2 separate regions of the Homo sapiens genome follow, and region 2 is linked to region 1. Evidence: read pairs that join two places in POLR2A ChIA-PET (ENCODE). Cell type or tissue: B cell. All regions are shown on one strand. Links, peaks and the distances in the headings refer to the core of each region. The heading gives the core; the rest is flanking DNA.

Region 1 (11,224 bases), core at 1,698-9,697:
CAACTTGTCATTAATTAATCAATTTTTATATTATTATAACTATAAACACATGCACACTATTGTTCCAAATAGTCTATAATTATCCTGCTTTCTTTCATAAATTTTGGGGCTTTTTTCCAGAATTAATATTTACTTCATTTTTGTTTTTTATGCAAAATATTGAAATGTACCTATCTTTAATTCTTTTTGTAAATGCCCTATTAGACCTGTCCAACCTCCATTATTAGCATATTTTCTCTAATTTTCAAATACATGTGATAATGTTACAAATGCTTTATTTATTTCCTATGTCTTTCCCTCCCCAAGTCATATAGCTTTTGCAGGTGTATTGCAGTATAACTTACAAACACAATCTAAGATATGTAGATGAGTGAATTTATATATATATATATATATATATATATCTCCATATATATCTACCACCTAGATCAAGATATAGACCATATCCAGAACTCCAGCAGGCTCTCTCATACCTATTTTGTTAATTCTACCCTAAAATATTCAGATCTGTATCACTGTGAATCAAGTTTTCTGCTTTGGAACTTTACATAAATACAATTATGCAATATATACTCTTTCTTCTTTCACTCAATATTATGTCTTTCGATTCATCCATGTTGCATGTAGCATTGTTACATTCTTTTTCATTGTTATGCAATATTTTATAGTATGAATATACTGTGAAAATTAGTTTTGTAAAAATTTTCTTATAATTCATCTGGCCTTGAAAATGCTCTAAAGAAATCAAGACCAACCTCACATTTCTCTTATTGTGGTGACTTTGTTTTCTTTCCTGGATATGTGAAGAAATTTTATAATTATCATTAAGTTAAGGACAATTTAATCAAGATCTGTTTTCTCTTCTTTTTTTTTTGAGACAGAGTCTCACTCTGTTGCCCAGGCTGGAGTGCAGTGGCATAATCTCCGCTCACTGCAAACTCCGCCTCCTGGGTTCAAGCCATTCTCCTGACTCAGCCTCCCAAGTGCCTGGGACTACAGGCACCCACCACCACACCCAGCTAATTTTTTGTATTTTTAGTAGAGATGGGGTTTCACTGTGTTAGCTAGAATGGTCTCGATCTCCTGACCTCGTGATCAGCCCGCCTCAGCCTCCCAAAGTGCTGGGATTACAGGTGTGAGCCACCGCGCCGGGCAAGATCTGTTTTCTTTAACAGTTTTAGCTGGAGCCTGATTGTTTCACATTGATCCATAGAGCTGGTTCCTTTATCTTTCTTATTTCAAGGATTTTAAAAATTATTAAAAATTACATGTTTTACAGTGTTTTAATGTGTATATTATTCTCTTCTACGTCAGGCTTTTGGATCATCCTTATACTGAATCTTTTCTGTTTTTGACTCTCAACTAAATATATCGTATTTTCAACAATTGTGTTAGCCTTGTTCTGTTTCTCCTCCTTTGTTTTTTTTTGATTTACTATGAAAATATCAAGCTTTTCTTTTGGGCCAGAAATTAAAATATTATCTATAACATTATCTATGTCTAATCTACTTATTTCTTTTTCTAATTTATTTATTATCTGGGTAATGGTATTGTTTTGGCTCGTTTCCTTATTTATTATACTCTTTCATATCATTCTTTTTAAAATTTAAATCAACTTGTCTTTGAATTCTAGTTTTATTTAATCTATGATTTTTTATACTATGAAGGACTTTCATAGAGTTTTTCTCTGGTATAAGCAAATTAATATATTGCCTAGTGAGCATATTAAAATTTTTGAGAAATAATAATTTAACCTGCTGATAGCATTGCAAATATAAGAAAATATTTTTTCTTTTTCCAGGAAATACAAAAGATATAATAATGATATATGAAGAAGATGCTGAGGAATGGGCTCTGTACTTGACAGAAGTATTTTTACATGTTGTGAAAAGGGAAGCCATCCTGTTATATCGCTTGGAGAATTTCTCTTTTCGGCATTTGGAGTTGCTGAACTTAACGTCTTACAAATGTAAACTTTTGATATTATCAAATAGCCTGCTTAGAGACCTAACTCCAAAGAAATGTCAGTTTCTGGAAAAGATACTTCATTCACCAAAAAGTGTAGTTACTTTGCTTTGTGGAGTGAAGAGTTCAGATCAGCTCTATGAATTACTAAATATCTCTCAAAGCAGATGGGAGATCTCAACTGAACAGGAACCTGAAGACTACATCTCTGTAATCCAGAGTATCATATTCAAAGGTAGTGTTGCCAAACCTTGTTTGTTTTATTTTTATTTGTTTTTTTTTTTTTGTAATTAAAGAATTGCAAGTTGTTTTAGAACCAATAACTGGTGTCAGGATAGGAATAAGAAAAATGAGAGCTGATTTTATTCAACAGTATGTTGTACTGTCCACAAAATACATTAAGTTTCTTAATTTTTAGCTCTATTCCAATCAAGGCTTATTCCTTGTTCTAAACATGGCTTATAAATATATTCTTTAGGGCAGCCTGGATGAGATCATGGCAGAACAAGTATGGTATGCTCAAGTCATATGACAGTTTGGTTCTGGAAGCTGGTTTCTTATGTAACTGGTGAGGCATGAGTTAATATACTCTAGTGGTGTTACCAGTCAGTAGCAGTTCAAGGTTTGAAGGTCTGGGTTACAATTACAGAGCTTTTAAAATTTTAAGCATGTAACCTTTAGATAAAAGAAAATACCAGGTCCCATTAATTAATTAATTACATTTCCATGTAATAATAAAAATGCTGCAGCTTACAATGTTAAAGCTTCTCCCTTCCACAGTTTTATTCTGCTAGGTGTGAAAGGGGTGCTGTGGTCAGCTGCTTCCCTGGTTTCCTTAGTCTGCCCTTTGCTCTCAACTCCCAGTCTTCTAACTATGGTTTCATGGCTTAAAGGGAAGGAGTGAAGCTATCATTTTATCTTGGCCACACCAGATTAAAAGTTGGCTATTTTTTTTGGAGCAAATTTCTGAGTTTTGGGAAATTCCTTATTCGCTGGGAATGTCTCTCTTGCAGTTTCTTAATAAGTCAAATAGTCCCTCTTCTCTAAGATCATAGCTGTGGTTGTCTAATGCATATAGATTCTTACTGTTGAGTTCTATGGCTCCTTCATGTGTCTCTCATGATGAAAATGGCACTGAGATACCTCCTGGCTGGGTGTTTCTCCTACCTTGTCCACATCTATCTGAAGATAAACCTTCCTTTATCTTCATTTATCTTTTTCCGGACAAACTCTGGGCATACAAGCCATTCCCAGAGTAGCTATCACCATCCTGCCCTCAGAGCAGCAGTACAGCCACAGTCTCTTGCCTTTAGTAATTTCCAAACCTGGATCCAGCATAAGTGTTGGAGTTCTGTAAATCCAGGGAACCTATATCAACCCCAAATGGTTCGCTGGAAGCTTTTCTCACTATACTTCTTCCCTGGTGGAAAACAACTTTCTTCTTACCAAAATTCCTTCTTATTTTCCAGTATTGTAACCTCTTCAAATTCAATGGTTTTTTTGTTTGTTTTGTTTTGTTTTGAGACAGAGTCTCGCTCTGTCATCCAGGGTGGAGTGCAGTGGCATGAACTTGGTTCATGGCAACCTCTGCCTCCCAGGCTAAAGCAATTCTCGTGCCTCAGCCTCCTGAGTAGCTGATATTACAGACACGCACCACCATGCCTGGCTAATTTTTGTATTTTTAGAGGAGATGAGGTTTTACCATGTTGGCCAGGCTGGTCTCAAACTCCTAACCTCAAGTGATCAGCCCACCTTGGCCTCCTAAAGTGTTGGGATTACAGGTGTGATTAAAGCATTGTCTTAGTTGTCTATTGTTGCATAACAAGTTTCTCTAAATTTTAGCAACTTATACATAATGGTTATATCAGTTTCTATGATTCAGGAATCTAGAGGGGTTTAGCTGGGAGGTTCTGGAGCAGGATTTGTCATGAGGATGCAGTCAAGCTGTCCAGAGCTAAGATCCTCTGAAGCCTCCACTAAGTGAAGATCTGCTAACAGGGCTTACATTGTTGACAGTTTCCTTTGTTATTGTGATTTTAATAATCCCTTGGTTGGCTGAAGGTCACTTCTAATCATTCCTGAGGAAGGTGCCTTGGAAGCAATGTTTCTGAATTGCTGAATGTTTAAGAGTTTGTCTCTTGTCTTACACTGAAGGTAGAGTTTGTCTGAGGACAGTATTGCTCTTGCTCTTCTGTCTCTAGCACTGCAGAATTTACAGAATTTTTATTTGCCTAGCTGACTAAAGGATTCTTCATTTATAGTTGAAGTTTAGTGACTTTACTAGAATATTTTAGTGCTGACTATTCTGGATTATTTTTCCCAGGGACATGCTTTCTTATTTTTGTTTGTATCTTTTTCCCAAAATGTAGAGTCAAGTCTTCTTTTATTTCATGAAGAATTTCTTAACTTATATCTAAGTTTACGGTTTATTTTTCAGGGACTCCTTTTTTATGTATTTTGGATTTCTTTAGTCTGCACTGCACTCTACAATTTCTCTCTAATCCCTTTGAGTCTATTAATATCTAATTAACTTAGTTTGCATTTTCACTTTAACTTTTGCTACCATTTTATACTTTCATGAGTTTCTCTTTCTCTGTATTACTTCCAATCTCTTTCGTTTTCATAGTACTTTTACTTTTTCTCATTGTACCTTTTGGTTGAGCACTTATAACTTAAAATTCATCTCTTGTTCTTAATTCACTCACCTCTCTCTAACTTCTTGCATATCTGCACTATATAATTGCTTTCAAAAGGTGATTTCTATTCATTACATTTTAAAAATTCACGGTGAAATGTTTGGTTACAATTTTCAACTTTGTTTATGGTAACGTGTTTAGTTTTTGCTCCCCATCTCCATTGGTTTTCTCCTTTCCTCTTTTCCTCCCTCCCTCCCTTCCTTCTTTGCTTTCTTTTTCCCTCCCTTCCTCCCTTCCTTCCCTCCCTCTCTCCTTCCCTTTCTCACTTTTTCTCTTTTAGTATCTTTATATAGATTCTATGCTTGTTCAGGTTTCTTTCTTTTTTTTTTGAGACGGAGTTTTGCTCTTGTTGCCCAGGCTGGAGTGCAATGGCACAATCTCAGCTCACTGCAACCTCCACCTCCCAGGTTCAAGCAATTCTCCTGCCTCAGCCTCCTGAGTAGCTGGGATTACAGGTGTGTGCCACCATACCCGGCTAATTTTGTATTTTTAGTAGAGATTCGGTTTCTCCATGTTGGTCTGGCTGGTCTTGAACTCCCGACCTCAGGTGACCCACCCACCTCAACCGCCCAAAGTGCGGGGACTACAGGCGTGAGCCACTGCACCTGGCCTCAAGTTTTCTTATGTGTCACTGAGAAAAGTGAGTTTTTTTTGGTCCAGCCAATGGAGATAGACAGAGTGGGTTTTGTTGTTTGTTCTGTTTTGTTATTGTTGTTGTTATTTTACAATAAAAGACTGTACTTCTCTGCTTCCACAGATGTAGACTGCTTTCTGTAATATGATTTTTCTGTATAGCTCTTAATTTAGCCTCACTTTGTCTGCTTTTTAGAACCAAACTGCTTCCATAGATGCTTCTCCCTCAAATTGTTGCCTCATATCTACAAGGTACCCTTAGCCTTATAGGAAGTAAGTTTGCCGGCTCTTTTTTAAAATCTGCAGCTTCTGGACTGTTTCTTCAAAGTGTCTTTTCTCTGTTTCCTCCTGTACACCCTCATGCTGTATCATCACTGTTTTAGGAAACAGTTCATTGAATTTGGGTCTAGGATTTCACTGTTTCCTATTTCCTCTAAGTAGGACATTTGCATAATATTTCCTCATTGTCTATGTGTTGGGATGATTTCCAAGAATAAAAAGGGGAAATATTCACAGTACACCATAATGTTCAAACTGGAAGTTTTCAAGTTTCTTATGATCTCTTTTTCTCTCTCTCTTTTTAGTATTCCTCAAGTATATTAAACTTTTTTGACTGAAAAGAAAAAAGTGTTACAATAGGAAAATTATTTTTTTAAATCACAGTAAAGCACAAGTAAGTTTATGCTACTCTTCTCCCTGAAGATTGTTAGTAAAATTTTAGATGGCTCTCCACACCCATAATTTCTATTTATTCAAAGAACTCATGTTGTTTTGGCCACTTGAGCTATAATGTCACTATTATGTAAAAATATTTGATATATACCTTTTTGTTGTTTCAGTTGTTTTGTTTTATGATGAGTATTTTTAGGTGGATATGAAAGTGGTATTCTGCTATGTCTTCAAATTATATTTCTATTCATGCTCGGTAAGAGGAAAAACTCACACCTTATAGACAACACAGCACTATTTTGGAGACACTATTATCTCTCATCTGCCCACATTGATTTTGGACTCTGATTTCTTAGAGTAACTTAGATGTGCCAATTGGAAAATATAACCATCTTATTTGGAAAAGGGTGTTCAAATATAGTGCATTTTTGTCTGAGGTACAAGAATGCAACCAGAAGCATATAGTTGTATTTCCAAGTCTACAAATGGTAGCAATCTCCAAACTGCATAAAATAACTTTTATATGTGGGTTGTGTCCTTTGAAGAAATTGGTTCTATTTGCTGTAGTCTATGCAGTGATAAATTTGCTTAAGTGCTCTGCTAAATTATTTTATGTTTATGTTGCCAATCATGTTGAAGACATAAAGTCTTGTATTTAAATTGAGATCAGTACAAAAAAAAATGGGTGAAATAGGACAAAGAATGTGGAATTCAGATTTTACTGTCCCTTTTCTATTTTTCCTCATTCCATAAAGAAATTATACAAAGAATAAGGGAAACTTATTATTCAGAAACAGGCTATGAAAAAGAGAATGATAACAATGCCAGGAAAGTCATGGAAATAATTAAATGTTCTAATATATTAATATAACACAAAGAAAAATCAGAGGAAATTTTAAGAAAGAGAAAGCTATTTTATAATTAATCAAGGCTCCAGAGAAAAGTTTTTAACATTAAAATTTTTTTAAAAGACACAGTAATTTATATTTTCTCCTAGTATTTTATTTCCTTTAAAGGAATTAAGAAAACCAAATTTCCTGTCTTCTTAATTCCCAAATTGGGAGTAACACAAATCCAGCTGTATTTACTCTTTTCTGTGTGTTTTATAATCGTTTGTATGACATTCCTTCCTTTTTCTGTCTTCTATTTGTTAGTTTTGGTGTTTTACCTAACTTGCTTTTCTAGTCTTTCCACATTTATAGGCTTCATACAGCATTGTTTATATGTGATATAAATAAGCTGATCTGAAATTGTTATAAAATCAACTGCCGTTTCTGAATATCACCAACATGTACTTGAATCCTTCTGGTTTTCAGGATCCTGGCACCTCTCCAAGGCCTCTGTCCTCCCTTGTTCTTTGTTCTCAACTCTGCCCCCGTCACTTCTGGACCAGGCATGCTGGTTTGCTTGCAACCCCTGAGCTACCCTTTACCAACAGCTCTCTCCATGGCTTATTTTCTCATATTTTCTTCATTGTCCATTAACAGGAAAAACTTCTCTTTCTTGAAGAACCTTAACATTTCCATTTTGTTTTTCTGTTACCAAACCAAGGATTTCAAATTTTTAGCTTTATTTTACACTTTTTAAAAGAAGGACAAAATGAATAGTAATGTAACAGTAGAATTATTGGAAAGGCAAAACAAAACAAACAACAGAACAGAAACAAACTATGCAGAAGCATTGTTTTCCTTTCTTTCTGTCTGTGCTGTGTATTGCTTAAGAACTCTGACTCACTGGACCTTCCTAGAACTAGTCAGTGAGATGTTGTAGCCTTTCAAATGAAGTCCTTCCTTTTTGCATGGTCTTTCAGCTCTTTGAAGGTATGGCTCCAGCATGGGTGTCCAGGCCATTTCTGTCACCAGCATTAGTGTAGACATACTGTATACTAGGGTAATTGTATCATTCACCATTGAACAAACACAGCCTTTCCATTTTTGCGTTCACTCCATTGTTTTTTCACTTTTCTCTTCATCTGGAGTATCCTTCCACATATTTTCAGTTGAAATCTCAACCATCCTTCAAAGTCAGTTGACAAGTTGCTTTATTAATAAATTCATGTCATATCGTTTCTGCTTGAAAAATATTTTCCTCATCTAATTCTATTAATTTTGATTATTGCATACTTATGACTCTCGTTACATTCTATATTCTCCGTAACTATTTTTTTAACCATTTCTTTTCTTCTCCTTATTGCTGTTTTACAAATGGAATGTTGTTAACTTTCTTTTATGCCTGGCGCGGTGGCTCACGCCTGTAATCCAAGCACTTTGGGAGGCTGAGGCAGGCAGATCACTTGAGGTCAGGAGTCGAGACCAGGCTGGCCAACATGGTGAAACCCAGTCTCTACTGAAAATACAAAAATTAGCTGGGCATGGTGGTGCACACCTGTAATCCCAGTTACTCAGGAGGCTGAGGTAGGTGAATCACTTAAACCTGGGAGGCAGAGGCTGCCGTGAGCCCAGATGGTGCCACTGCACTCCAACCTGGGCGACAGAGCGAGACTCTGTCTCAAACAAAACAAACAGAAACAAAAACAAAAAAATTTCATTTTAAAAATATTTCAGCATTCTCAACCTCAAAAAAACCCCACAAACCTAGAAAGGACAAATTGTGTTTTTAAGTACAGATTTATAAATGTTTCTGGTACAGTTTGGTTTTTCTCTTTATTGAAACCTCTTGATGAAAGGTTTACTGTGGGATTCTTGTCAAGAATACATAACCTCAATCTAATCATGAGGAAATATCAGACAAATCAAACTGGGAGATTTTTGTGGAATCAAGGAAGATTCTACAAAATAATTGCTCTGTACTCTTCAACAGTATTAAAATCAAGAGGTTAAAAGAAAGGGTGAATTATTATTTCACAATAAACTAATCCAAAGCCATCGGCTCGGCACTATCCCAGAGCTTTCCCCATCTTCTACATTCAATTAATTTCTGTGGCTTAGAACTGTATCTCCGTGCCCATTTCTCATCCATTGGCCTAGATCTTCATCTTCCATTTCACAGTCTACTACTAGAACCTCCCAGCTGGTGGCCTTTTTCCTCCCAATTTTTCTAAAACACATACTAAATTATGGGGCTCTACGTCACCTATGGAATAAAGTCAAAATACCTTAAAGTAGCAGGCAAGGCCTCTCATAATCAAATATTATGTACAATTTTTTTTAAATTAGCAGGATTTAAAACACTTACTTTGATTGTTCACAAATTTAGACAATAATCAATTCTATCAGTAAATGTGTAATGATAATTTAGTATATTTAGGACTAAGACCGGTACAACTGTTTTTGTGCTTCTAGAATTTATTAAGGTTTGAAAAATTGTTAGCTGCCAACTTTAAGATTCAGGGATTGAATACTGACTTTTTTTCTTTCTCTAAGAAACTAATAGTTCATTATAACTTCAGAATTCCAATTAAAGTGATGGATTGTTTGAAAAGAATATTACTCAAAAAGTCTGAATTATAAATTGAGTTCAGGTATCTGATACTTTACACAAGGGTTTTATTTTGTCCCAAAGAGTTTCTCTGGCTTGCATGATTTAATAATGTCACTCAAATTATTTCTGAGACTGTAAGGACTAAGGTTTCAAGGATTTTTCCCTCAATGTATGGTACATATTCAATTTCTCTTTAAAGAAGCTTTTTATATATTAATCAATTTATCTTTTTAAATTCTATTTTTAATTCTTTCATTTTGTTTTTTAAAATATCATGTTTGGTCATTCTCATGTATATTGAAGAATGAAACTCAAACAACAAAATGGTTAGTAAACATTTATTAGTCCTAGGCAGCAGACTGTAATTATGATTTATTTATTGCTAATAAAATAAGATAAAGACATTTGATCAGGATATTTTTAGCTGTGTTTGTAAAAGCATTCTGTATACGACTCTGGATAGCTTTTCTCCTCTCCCTCTCCCTCTCCCTCTCCCCCTTCTCTCTCCCCCTTTCCCTCTTCTCTCTCCCTCTCCCTCCCCTCTCTCTTCTCTTTCTCTTCTTTTTTGAGACAGGGTCTTGCTCTGTCACCCAGGCTGGAGTGCAGTGGTGGGACCTGGGCTCACTGCAACCTCCACCTCCAGAGTTCAAATGATTCTTGTGCCTCAGCCTCCTGAGTAGCTGGGATTACAGGTGTGTGCTACGCCCGGCTAATTCTTTTGGATTTTTAGTAGACACGGGGTTTCACCATGTTGCACAGACTGGTTTTGAACTCCTGGCTTCAAGTGATCCACCCACCTCGGCCTTCCAAAGTGGTGGGATTACAGGCATGAACCATCATGCCCAGCCTCTGGGTAGCTTTTAAACATATTCTTATTATGAATGTATACACCCTATTTCTGAGTTCTACTGCCTCCTTTTTTGAATCAAAAACTAAGGTACACTGTTTTATTACTCAGGATCATTGTGTTATTAACAACTTAGAAGTTAGCTTATATTATTCTTTGCTTTCCAAAAATCTTACCTTTCTTTAGATGATTTCCTCTTTATTTTTGCTAAAAGCTGATTTTTTTTTAACATTTCAATTCCACATGGGAAATGATCATCTGCTGCATAAACAGCATGATTCCAAGGCTTTTCTGAAAATTAACTCTAGTGTTAAAGGGCAGAAACTATGTACAGAGCCCAGGAAAAAACAAAATTTTACTGTCTCTTATTATAAAATATCTAGTTCTGAAATCTATGCCAAGACAGTTGGTATCCTGAAGTCTACCTGTAATCCAAGGTCCAAAGAAATCTACCCTTATGTGATGATTGAGCCATTGGAGGGAGATCATACCTTTGAGCTGTGTTTGACTTGAACATGCTCTCCCTTAGCTGGTGACCAGCCACTTGGTAACCTCAGTAATTATTTTTCAAGACAGACACTTTAAACTTTATTTTCTTAACATCAGTAACATTTTCTTGTTCACACGTATTTATGCTGGAAGTTAAGGTATAGGATCATGTGAGATTAGTTAACAGCTTGATTCAAGATGATGTATCTGACACTGTTTTGCCATATTTTTATATTTCACACAGGAATAGAGTGAGAAACTTATATATTTTAACTTTATTCTTGACTGAGAAACACAATAGGTAGTTTAAACTAAATTAAAAAATAAAGATTTTAAAAGTCAGACATTTTATGATATCACCAAATGAGAATTCACTTACATTCATTTATTGAGGATATGTATTTTTAACCTTGAGTTTTCATGAGTGATTTCAAATTACTTTTACTAGTGTCTTAATATTCTCATATGTTGAGAGAGCTGAAAT
Region 2 (11,224 bases), core at 1,229-9,228, 76 kb after region 1:
ACTTCAGGGGCTTTATTAACTCCAACTATGTTAAATTGAGTGGGTTGAATTGGCCATGCAGACGTCCAGTGCTGTAGAGAAATGATTGAAATGTCCACTCCTGTATCTACCAAACCTTTAAATTTCTTTCCCTGAATAGTTATTTCACAGGTAGGACATTTATCAGTAATTTGATTTACCCAATAAGCTGCTTTGCCTTGTTTATTTGTGCTTCCAAATCCTCCTGTTCGTTTAATTTCACTTTTTCCCATTTCCACAAATGGCACAATCAGGAACTGTGCTATGTGTTCTCCTGGCTCTGCTTTCCAGGGAACAGAAGTAGATACAACAATTTGAATTTCTCCATTATAATCTGAATCAATGACTCCTGTATGTATTTGTACCCCTTTTAAACCTAAACTAGACTTTCCTAAAAGTAATCCTGTTGTCCCTGCTGGCAAGGGTCCACAGACTCCTGTTGGGACCTTTTGCGGGGGTTCCCCAGGCAGAAGGCTCACAGCTTTTGTGCAGCATAAATCTACTGTGGCACTACCAGCTGTGGTGGGGGACAGACATTGCACGGGAGCGAGGGAATGGCCTGAGCTGGAAATGCCCCCGTTTAGAATGGGACGGCCCCCTCACGGTGTTTCCCGAAATCGGGTTCCCATCTTTATCAAACTTAGAGTGACACTGATTAGCCCAATGTTTTCCTTTTTTACATTGTGGACATATTTCAGGATCAGCAGTTTTCTTTTTTCCCTATCTGGCGGCCTGACTCGCTGATTTTTTCTACATTCTTTTTTAGTATGACCATGCTTCCCACAGTTAAAACAAGCCCCAGGAAATGGGGTATTTCCTTTATCCACCCTCAGTCCTGCCATTGCCTGTGCTAGCAGAGTAGCTTTATGCAAATTGCCTCCGATACCATCACAGGCCTTGATATAATCAACTAAATGTGCTTTCCCTCTGAGAGGTCACAGAGCAGCCTGGCAAACAGTATTAGCATTGTCAAAAGCTCATAACTGCAGCACTATATCCTGAGCAGCCGAATCTGCAGTCATCTTTTTAAGAGATTCCTGTAACCAAACTATAAAATCAACGTATGGTTCTCTTGGTCCCTGTTTTATAGCACTAAAGGAAGGGTATTGTTCCCCACTTGAAGTGATTTTTTCCCAAGCTCTAATGCACACTCTGCTAAGCTGTTCTATGGCATCATCCTGCATGACCAATTGTGCATCTAAACCAGCCCAGGTGCCAACCCCCAAAAGTTGGTCTGCAGTTATATTAATTTGAGGTTGGGCCTGGGCATTGCGAGCAGCCTGAATGGAAGTTTTATCTGCCCATCAAGTTTTAAATTGTAAGAACAGAGCAGGAGTAAGACAAGCTCGTGTAAGAGTGTCCCAGTCAGTAGGAATCATCCAACTGGAAACAGCAACATTCTTTAACAGTCCCATTACAAAAGGAGAACCTGGTCCATACTGATTTATAGCTTGTGGAAATTATTTGAGTAATTTAAAAGGAAAAGGCTCAAATGTAGCTATAATATTTCCCTGTTGATCGGGGGGTATATTCTAAAAGGGAACTGCCAAGCCTCTAAATCACCCTCTCATCTAGCTTGCTGAATTCCTGCCTGAATAGAACTAAGAGTGGTCGTTCAAGGCGCTGCTCAGTCACTGGGGCAACCACTTTTTGCCCAGTGTCCTCTGGAAAATAAAGATCTGGAGGGTCTTTTTCTTCAAATAATAAGGAGGGGGTGCAGAAGGGTAGGGATGAACCTTTCCCTTCCTTTGCCGCTTTAGCTTTAGCTGGTAAATAAACATGCTGTGTAACCTCTTCTGTTACTTTGCTATACTCTCATTCCTCCTCATCATCAGTGTGAAAAAGTTCCAAAGTGAAACGAACCAGACCCCACACCTGTACCATTGTTACCCTGATGCTTCTGAGCTCCCCTTCTTACTCACCACGGGGATTGCTTTAAGAGTACTAGGGTGTCTTCCAGCTAGTTTTCTGTTCCAACTGTTGCTCTGAGACCCATCAACTTGGATTCGAGCCCCCACAATGGACGCCACTTGCCAAGACCACCTCAGTTGGGGAGACCCTAACCCAGTGGCACTAGAGGAATTAAAGATGCACCCACAGAAATATACAGGTGTGAAGTGGGAAATCAGGGGTCTCACAGCCTTCAGAGCTGAGAGCCCCGAACAGAGATTTACCCACATATTTATTAACAACAAACCAGTCATTAGCATTGTTTCCATAGATATTAAATTAAAAGTATCCCTTATGGGAAACGAAGGGATGGGCTGAATTAAAGGAATAGGTTGGGCTAGTTAACTGCAGCAGGAACATGTCCTTAAGGCACAGATCACTCATGCTATTGTTTGTGGCTTAAGAATGCCTTTATCAAAAAGCTTATCCACCATGATCAAGTGGGCTTCATCCCTGGGATGCAAGGCTGGTTCAACATATGCAAGTCAATAAATGTAATCCAGCATATAAACAGAACCAAAGACAAAAACCACATGGTTATCTCAATAGATGCAGAAAAGGCCTTTGACAAAATTCAACAGCACTTCATGCTGAAAACTCTCAATAAATTAGGTATTAATGGAACATATCTCAAAATAATAAGAGCTATTTATGACAGACCCACAGCCAATATCATACTGAATGGGGAAAAACTGGAAGCATTCCCTTTGAAAACTGGCAAAAGACAGGGATGCCCTCTCTCACCACTCCTATTCAACATAGTGTTGGAAGTTCTGGCCAGGGCAATCAGGCAGGAGAAAGAAATAAAGGGTATTCAATTAGGAAAAGAGGAAGTCAAATTGTCCCTGTTTGCAGATGACATGATTGTATATTTAGAAAACCCCATCATCTCAGCCCCAAATCTCCTTAAGCTGATAAGCAACTTCAGCAAAGTCTCAGGATACAAAATCAATGTGCAAAAATCACAAGCATTCTTATACACCAATAACAGACAAACAGAGAGCAAAATCATGAGTGAACTCCCATTCACAGTTACTTCAAAGAGAATAAAATACCTAGGAATCCAACTTACAAGGGATGTGAAGGACCTCTTCAAGGAGAACTACAAACCACTGCTCAATGAAATAAAAGAGGACACAAACAAAGGGAAGAACATTCCATGCTCATGGGTAGGAAGAATCAGTATCGTGAAAATAGCCATACTGCCCAAGGTAATTTATAGATTCAATGCCATCCCCATCAAGCTACCAATGACTTTCTTCACAGAATTGGAAAAAACTACTTTAAAGGTCATATGGAACCAAAAAAGAGCCCGCATTGCCAAGTCAATCCTAAACCAAATGAACAAAGCCGGAGGCATCACACTACCTGACTTCAAACTGTCCTACAAGGCTACAGTAACCAAAACAGCATGGTACTGGTACCAAAACAGAGATATAGACCAATGGAACGGAACAGAGCCCTCAGAAATAAGACCACACATCTACAGCCATCTGATCTTTGACAAACCTGACAAAAACAAGAAATGGGGAAAGGATTCCCTATTTAATAAATGGTGCTGGGAAAACTGGCCAGCCATATGTAGAAAGCTGAAACTGGATCCCTTCCTTATACCTTATACAAAAATTAAATCAAGATGGATTAAAGACTTAAATGTGAGACGTAAAACCATAAAAACCCTAGAAGAAAACCTAAGCAATACCATTCAGGACATAGGCATGGGCAAGGACTTCATGACTAAAACACCAAAAGCAATGGCAACAAAAGCCAAAATTGACAAATGGTATCTAATTAAACCAAAGAGCTTCTGCACAGCAAAAGAAACTACCATCAGAGTGAACAGGCAACCTACAGAATGGGAGAAAATTTTTGCAATCTACTCATCTGACAAACGGTTAATATCCAGAATCTACAATGAACTCAAACAAATTTACAAGAAAAAAACAAACAACCCCATCAAAAAGTGGGCGAAGGATATGAACAGATACTTCTCAAAAGAAGAAATTTATGCAGCCAACAGACACATGAGAAAATGCTCATCATCACTGGCCATCAGAGAAATTCAAATCAAAACCACAATAAGATACCATCTCACACCAGTTAGAATGGTGATCATTAAAAAGTCAGGAAACAACAGGTGCTGGAGAGGATGTGGAGAAACAGGAACACTTTTACACTGTTGGTGGGACTGTAAACTGGTTTGACCATTGTGGAAGACAGTGTGGTGATTCCTCAAGGATCTAGAACTAGAAATACTATTTGACCCAGCCATCCCATTACTGGGTGTATACCCTAAGGATTATAAATCATGCTGCTAGAAAGACACATGCACACGTATGCTTATTGCAGCAAAGACTTGGAACCAACCCAAATGTCCATCAATGATAGGCTGGATTAAGAAAATGTGGCAAATATACACCATGGAATACTATGCAGCCATAAAAAAGGATGAGTTCATGTCCTTTGTAGGGACATGGATGAAGCTGGAAACCATCATTCTCAGCAAACTATCACAAGGGCAAAAAACCAAACACTGCACGTTCTCACTCATAGGTGAGAATTGAACAATGAGAACACTTGGACACAGGAAGAGGAACATCACACACCGGGGCCTGTCGTGGGGTGGGGGTAGGGAGGAGGGATAGCATTAGGAGATATACCTAATGTAAATGTCGAGTTAATGGGTGCAGCACACCAACATGGCACATGTATACATATGTGACAAACCTGCACGTTGTGCACATGTACCCTAGAACTTAAAGTATAACACACACACACACAAAAAAATGCCTTTAAGCGGTTTTCTCCCCTGGGTGGGCCAGGTTTTCCTTGCCCTCATTCCTGTAAACCTACAACCTTCCAGCGTGGGCATTAGGGCCATTATGAACATGTTACAATGCTGCAGAGATTTTGTTTATTGCCAGTTTTGGGGCCAGTTTATGCCCAGATTTTGGGGGGCCTGCTCCCAACAACATATATAAAAATATCACATTGTACACACTAAATATATATAATTTTTATTTGTCAATCATACCATCATAAAATGTAAAAAGACATGGGGCAAATATAATACACATAATTTTCACTTCTATTATAGTCTTTTCCATTTACTCTATTGAAAATGTATTTTAAAATATGTAAACCATGACAGAAGAGGGAAGTTTTCTTACAGAAACTGTGAACAGAATGGAGAGAAAGTCCACTACTTTGTACACTTTGCAGTTTTATTTAGTTCTCTGTGAGGTTAACCCCAATTTTCTTGTCTATCCACTTTTTTTTAGTTGTTAGAACCAAGCCCCTGTTCTTTCTTTTATTTAATGCCATGGTTCTCAAACTTTAGCAGGCTTCAGAGTCACTTGAAGGATATGTTAAAATTCAGATTGCTGCCATCTCTCTTCACATTTCTGATACAGTAGATCTGGGTTGGGTACAAGAATTTACATTTCTCACAAATTTTTATATGATGCTGATTCTACTCCTGTGAATCACCAATGAGAACCACTGAGTGAACAGTAATTGATTGGCATCATTGTTATGTACATAACTAAAATTGACATATATCAAATTAAAGTCAAGATAGATTTTTTATTCCATCTGTGTCCTTGAATTAAAATCATGGGTGCAGAGGCTGTGTGTGATGGCTTATGCCTGTAATCCCAGCACTTTGGGAGGCCGAGGCGGGCTGATCACCTGAGGTCGGGAGTTCGAGACCAGCCTGACCAACATGGAGAAACCCCATCTCTACTAAATTTTCTACTAAAAATAGAAAAATTAGCCTGGTGTGGTGGTGCATGCCTGTAATCCCAGCTACTCAGGAGGCTGAGGCAGGAGAATCACTTGAACCCGGGAGGCAGAGGTTGCTGTGAGCCGAGATCGCACCATTGCACTCCAGCCTGGGCGACAGAGCTAGACTCCGTCTCGAAAAAAAAAAAAAAAAAAAACCATGGGTGCAGAATGAAGTAGTCTTAGAGTGACTGTTCATCTAAAAATATGTTTTCCCATACCATTTTTTTAAAACCCTCAGAAATGCTTACAAAAAGTTTAATATACTCCACTTCATAGTAGGTACTCTTCTAGATACTGAAGGAAAGTAGAAGAGTGTGGGATAAACAGGACACAGCCCACACTCTCAGAGGGCACAGAAGCCAAGGAACAAGAAAACAGAACTACAAAAATAAGTGCCATGAATACAGTGTGTGCACTACACATAGTACTTAACATGCGTTTTGCTTACTCTGTCAAACAGGTCTAAGCACTTTACTTATGTTGTTATTTACTTCCTGACAATGATCCTGAGGTAGGTACCATTTAAATCTCCACTTTACAGATGAGAAGTTGCATACTTTGCCCAGATGGTAAGTGGCAGAGCTGGGACTTGGATCCAGGCAGCCTAGCTCCAGTGGCCACTTTGCTAGTCCCCAGACGACTGTGCCTCGGTACACTATAGTGAGCATGAGCTCGGGGTGTCATTGAAGTGAAAAAGAAAGAGAACAGTCAGAGGAAACTTTACAGGGCAGATTATCTTAAATTTAAAGGAAGGACTCTCAAGTTTTCCTGCCTAATTATATAAATTACTATTACAATGAATAACTTATAACAAGTTTGAAATAACCTCAGATACTCTTTTCATTATTTTTGCAATCCTAGAAACATTGTAATTTTTGTTTCCTAGTATATGATTTCCTACATATCAGCCATTTTGTCCTTATGGGTAAATACTGCCCTTTAGGAAGAAGCCCCATTGGGTTCACAGATTAATTCCCAGTCCCTAGAAGAATATCTAGTGCTCAGTAAAAATTTATTATATTAATTACTTAGCTAATGGTAACCAGGTTAACCATAGACTAAAATAAAACCCTGGTATCAATAGATACAAATTATTAATATTTGAGCTCCCCAAATAAAATGATTCTTGTTTGTTGGACTAAGGCAGCAATTTAGATTGTCATGGTTTTGTTTTTCATTTTATTTTGTTCTTCTTATTCATGGCATCTGCTATTAGCAGAATGAAAAATTGGCATGTGTGCCTTCTGAATATGCTGCACTGAACTGTCTGTGCTCAAGTACCAAGGCACATATGTTTGTCTTCTCTGGACCAACACACAAATTGTAGGTTTTTCAGGGTCAACAGTAATAAGCATCTATAATTATAGAGTTAGGAAAAGAAACATAAATAGTATCTATTAGTAACTGATAACAGGAAATAGGCTCTCTAATATCCATTCATTTTAATTAGGAAAATATGCATGGGTTGGCCTCAATTAGAAACACACACACACATACACACACACACAGAGGAGGTAGGGCAGAATGGGCTTTTTAATTAATGTCTTGAATAAGTTATGACTTAGGAAACTTCCTCTTACTTTTGCAGTTGTTATGTAGTAATGATCCTCAAACGTCTGAAATTCTTTGAAATTCTAGAGAGGTTCAGAAACCACTGTATACCACACTCTATTATTAATCCACCCTAAAAACACCTCCCTCCCCTTTCTAAAAGGACCCATTTGCTTACTGGATTCTGCCATTACCAAATAGTTATTTTTAAAAATCTTAAGGTTTGAAAACTCACATTACATTATTCTGAAAAGGAAAGAGACTTAGATGTAGAACTTGTTTTTATGCCTTCTTTCTGTAAGTTATGGTTTGCCAAAGCCGCCACAGCATCTGCCTCACTGTATTGGTCACGGTTCTCAAGAGAAACCAATAAAATGTGTGTGTATATGTGTGTTGAAAGATAGATAGAGATAGGTTCATAGAAATACATATTATCTATAATAAATCTCTATAACATATATATAAAATATGTATTGAATATATAGATTAAATTATTAAATATATACATAATATATATTAATAAATATATAAATAAATATAAAATATAAATATTGGCAGGTCTGAAATATGCAGGGCAGGTTGGCACTTAGGGGTTTCCCTAATCATTCTCATATTCCATTTTCATTTTGTCCCTATAATACATATGGCAGTGCTTCCAAAGGCGTCTTAAGTTCTCCCCACTCCTTTTACTGCCCAAAAGATTTCCTAGATTTACTTCCTTGTCTTTGTGCATTTTATTATCAAATCATTTAATATTTTAAAAGAATGACTCCAGTGCTCAAGACTAAAAGGAATTCCTTTTAAAATGCTGAAATAGTCCTTACTAATGAAGTAAAGTTTCCTTGGCCGACATGTTGATTTACTGCTTTGTGGCCCTGATTTCTTGAATGTCTGTGTGAAACCCATATAAAGGCCAATAGGTAGCATTCTACCTGTAAGCCATGGCCCTGTGCTAGAGTGCCCAACCATCTGATCCCAACCCAGCCCATCTGGTTTGTGCACTTTTACTGTTCAACTTTTCCTGGATCTTTTCCTGGTTCTTGGTTCTTGTCTTGTCAAGACACAGCAGAGACAAAGTTGGTAATTTTCAAAAGGAATTTTTTTTAATGAATGTAGAGGAAAAGAATGCAAACACATTTGTATAGAAATAAAATTTCTAGAGGCTTCTTATTTTAACCAGAGTTTAGCTACAGATTGGATGGATTGGATAAACAGGAAACTGTCCAGCTCTTTTTATTGCCTTAACATTGTCTGGGTTTTCTAGTAGAAAATGGAAAATAAACGTATTTAAATATTGTGAGATTTAATTTTATTTGATGTCAATTCTAGAAACCTCTAACAAACACTTCACATCTCCCTTTGCTTCCTAGAATTACCTCCACACATGGACCGCAAGCTCCCAGGCTGTTTGTCTGTGGCCTTAAGCCCTGCTTCAACCTTGTTTTGCTCATTGCCTACTTCTCTCTGGCGATCCCTAGCCCACAGCCCTAGATAAGAAGGCACTTCATAGTGTGTCCTCAAAGACTCTTTTTCTGAAATCAGAGCATCTTTCGCCACCTGCCACATCCTTGTTCTGTTGCTCTTCTCTTGCTCAATCTGCCACTAGGTACCTGAAACCCCCACCTCTCCAATTCCATTTGTTAACCACTATATTTTCTTCTTCCTTTTCCTCCTCCTCCTATCATTACTGCTGCTAATTTTAGGGTGAATTCCATCCACTAGGATATTCAGAAAGCAATGAGTCCCTTCTGGGTTTGAGATGACATGCTCCATTTATTTCTCATACTTGTCAACTCATCATGCAGGTGCTTTGGATGACAGAATATTGACATTCTAGAACTCAATTTTTACAATTTTACAAAACTTTCAAATCTTAAGCGTACAATTCAACAAAATGAAGAATTTCTATCAAAAATTTTCAAATGTACAGTCTTTCAAAGAAATTATCTGAGAACAACAGAGTAACTATTCATCTTTATCCCAAGTTTTTCCTGTTGTTTGTCTATGCCTGACAATAAGAATAAACAACAGAGAATCAAGGCTCTAGAACTGCTCTTTCTTTCTACTTGCAAGATGGTTGTGGAAGTGGATTCTAACCATTCCCAGTTTGGATTTTAACTGAGTGGGCCCAGAACACAGAGATAGCCCGGGAGAAGCTCTCATAAGTCATAGACTTGAATGGTCACAGTTGCCTCCCCCAGCTCCACAGCTTTTCTGGCCTCACCCCGAGGAGCAGTACACAGGGGCCATAGCTTCTCTCAGAGCCTCCCTGAGTGTATGGAGGAGCAAAGAAAATAAGGCACCGTAAGTCAGAAAATAACTGGCCATGCTGCAATGGGAAACCAATTTTGAACTCCCTCTCCAAAATTAAAAGGGGCCTCTAGATTGCTTTAAAATGCACTTGATTCTCATTATTTGCAGTAGTTATGTTCTATAAAGTAATCGAATAAGTCAATGCTGAACCTTTGCTCCTAGGAGAGTTATAGGGTTAGGTTCCTGTGAGCTTCTGGTCACAATGTTTTGATCAACCAATTGATACATAACCTTGCTTTATGTGTGTTTCTGTTTAAAAATACCTTATTTAATATACACTGTTGATTCAAAGTGAACTCACCATCAACACTGTAACTCAGGCCTGAATGAATTTATCTAATACATATATTTTCTCCATAAGGCATGCCACTGCTTTCAAGTGCTTAGAAATACTACACAGCACTTCAGCACTGTACTTGGGGGCCATTTTAAACAGCTAATTCACCAAAATAAACCACAAAAACTGTGACAGTTGTGGCACCAAATGGACTGCAAACAGGACATTTGTTTACAGTTTGAGAGCTGAAATAAGAAGGCATATGGTTGCCTTGTTTGACCCCAGCTGGGAATGTGTGCTTTGGGTGACTCAAATTTTTCATTGCTATACATATGTCTGCAAATGACTGGGAAAGTGCCTTAAGGTGTTACAAACAAATTTTGTGAGTAAATGAATTTGCACAAACAGAATTCCCAAATAATGAGGACCAACAGTACTTATTTGCATGGAAGAATACATTGGACATAGGTTTAATAACCGATTGAGTAGATGTTATGGTCACCAATTGAATATTGAGAAAAATAAGATGCATAAGTTCAAGTAGCTTGTGCAAATGACACTATGACTAAATACTAGAATTAAATTAAATTTTATAGGTTTAATGCATACAATCTGGCTCCAAAGTCCTAATGCTTAAGTGCTACACTATATTGCTTCTCATGAAAGATAAATATTAAGTTTTAGAATTTTGGTATTTAAGTAATAAAAGGCATTATTTTGAAGTTTATTTAGCAAGAAGAAATTAAGACTCATTTGAATATTATGCAGATTAGGACATAACCTATTCAACTAAAACATTTGAAAGACAGAGTATCTTGTATGAAGTTTCTTGAGACAATTAACAAGAGAAATACCAAGTAGATGTAAATTCTAATTTTTTCTCTTATTTAAGAGAATATTTTAGTAACAAGAATTCAATTACAACAGTTAATGAGGTAGATTCAATATTGAGTTTAATAGTAAAGTATGTATCTACTTGTGAATTTTCCACTACGATATTTTATGTAATATGAGAGGTAACAACAAAACTGTAGCATAGGGCTTTGATGGACTATTTCCTTTGTGCATTTTGTTTACATTATCAAGGTTTTAGAAGCATGATAACCTTGGCAGCATTTTTTTGTTTCTTAAAATTCCAAATAGAATTATATGTCTAATCTTTTGACAGGATTGGAAGAGTAACACCTCACATGTTATATAATGGTTCTCCTGTCAGAGAGCAAAAGGTTTCATAAACACAGCAATGCTCTGTTTTTACAGATCCACAGAAATAATAACATTTCATCAGATTTCAAATACTATTATGAAAGGAATGAAAATTGTTGTTTC

The links. ChIA-PET counts read pairs that join two places held together with the same protein. Peaks named below come from ENCODE experiments on the same cell type or tissue, not always from the same donor. Only the 100,000 strongest peaks of a DNase experiment are listed, where the experiment ranks them.
Region 2: POLR2A ChIA-PET joins it to region 1 with 10 read pairs; 2 of 35 experiments call an interaction of 5 or more read pairs at or near these places.

Annotation. Positions count from the first base shown.
Region 1 is chr4:101,828,007-101,839,230 of GRCh38, forward strand. It overlaps BANK1 (B cell scaffold protein with ankyrin repeats 1), which reads left to right. Exons shown (of 17, transcript NM_017935.5): 2 at 1,802-2,200. Among named protein-coding and RNA genes, the nearest start is that of BANK1, 43 kb to the left of the region's middle. In B cell, for the core only: no CTCF peak of the experiment used is centred there; no DNase peak of the experiment used is centred there; H3K4me3 peaks cover 2,989 bases; H3K27ac peaks cover 7,899 bases.
Region 2 is chr4:101,904,806-101,916,029 of GRCh38, forward strand. All of the region lies in intron 6 of BANK1 (B cell scaffold protein with ankyrin repeats 1), which reads left to right. Among named protein-coding and RNA genes, the nearest start is that of BANK1, 120 kb to the left of the region's middle. In B cell, for the core only: no CTCF peak of the experiment used is centred there; no DNase peak of the experiment used is centred there; H3K27ac peaks cover 3,533 bases.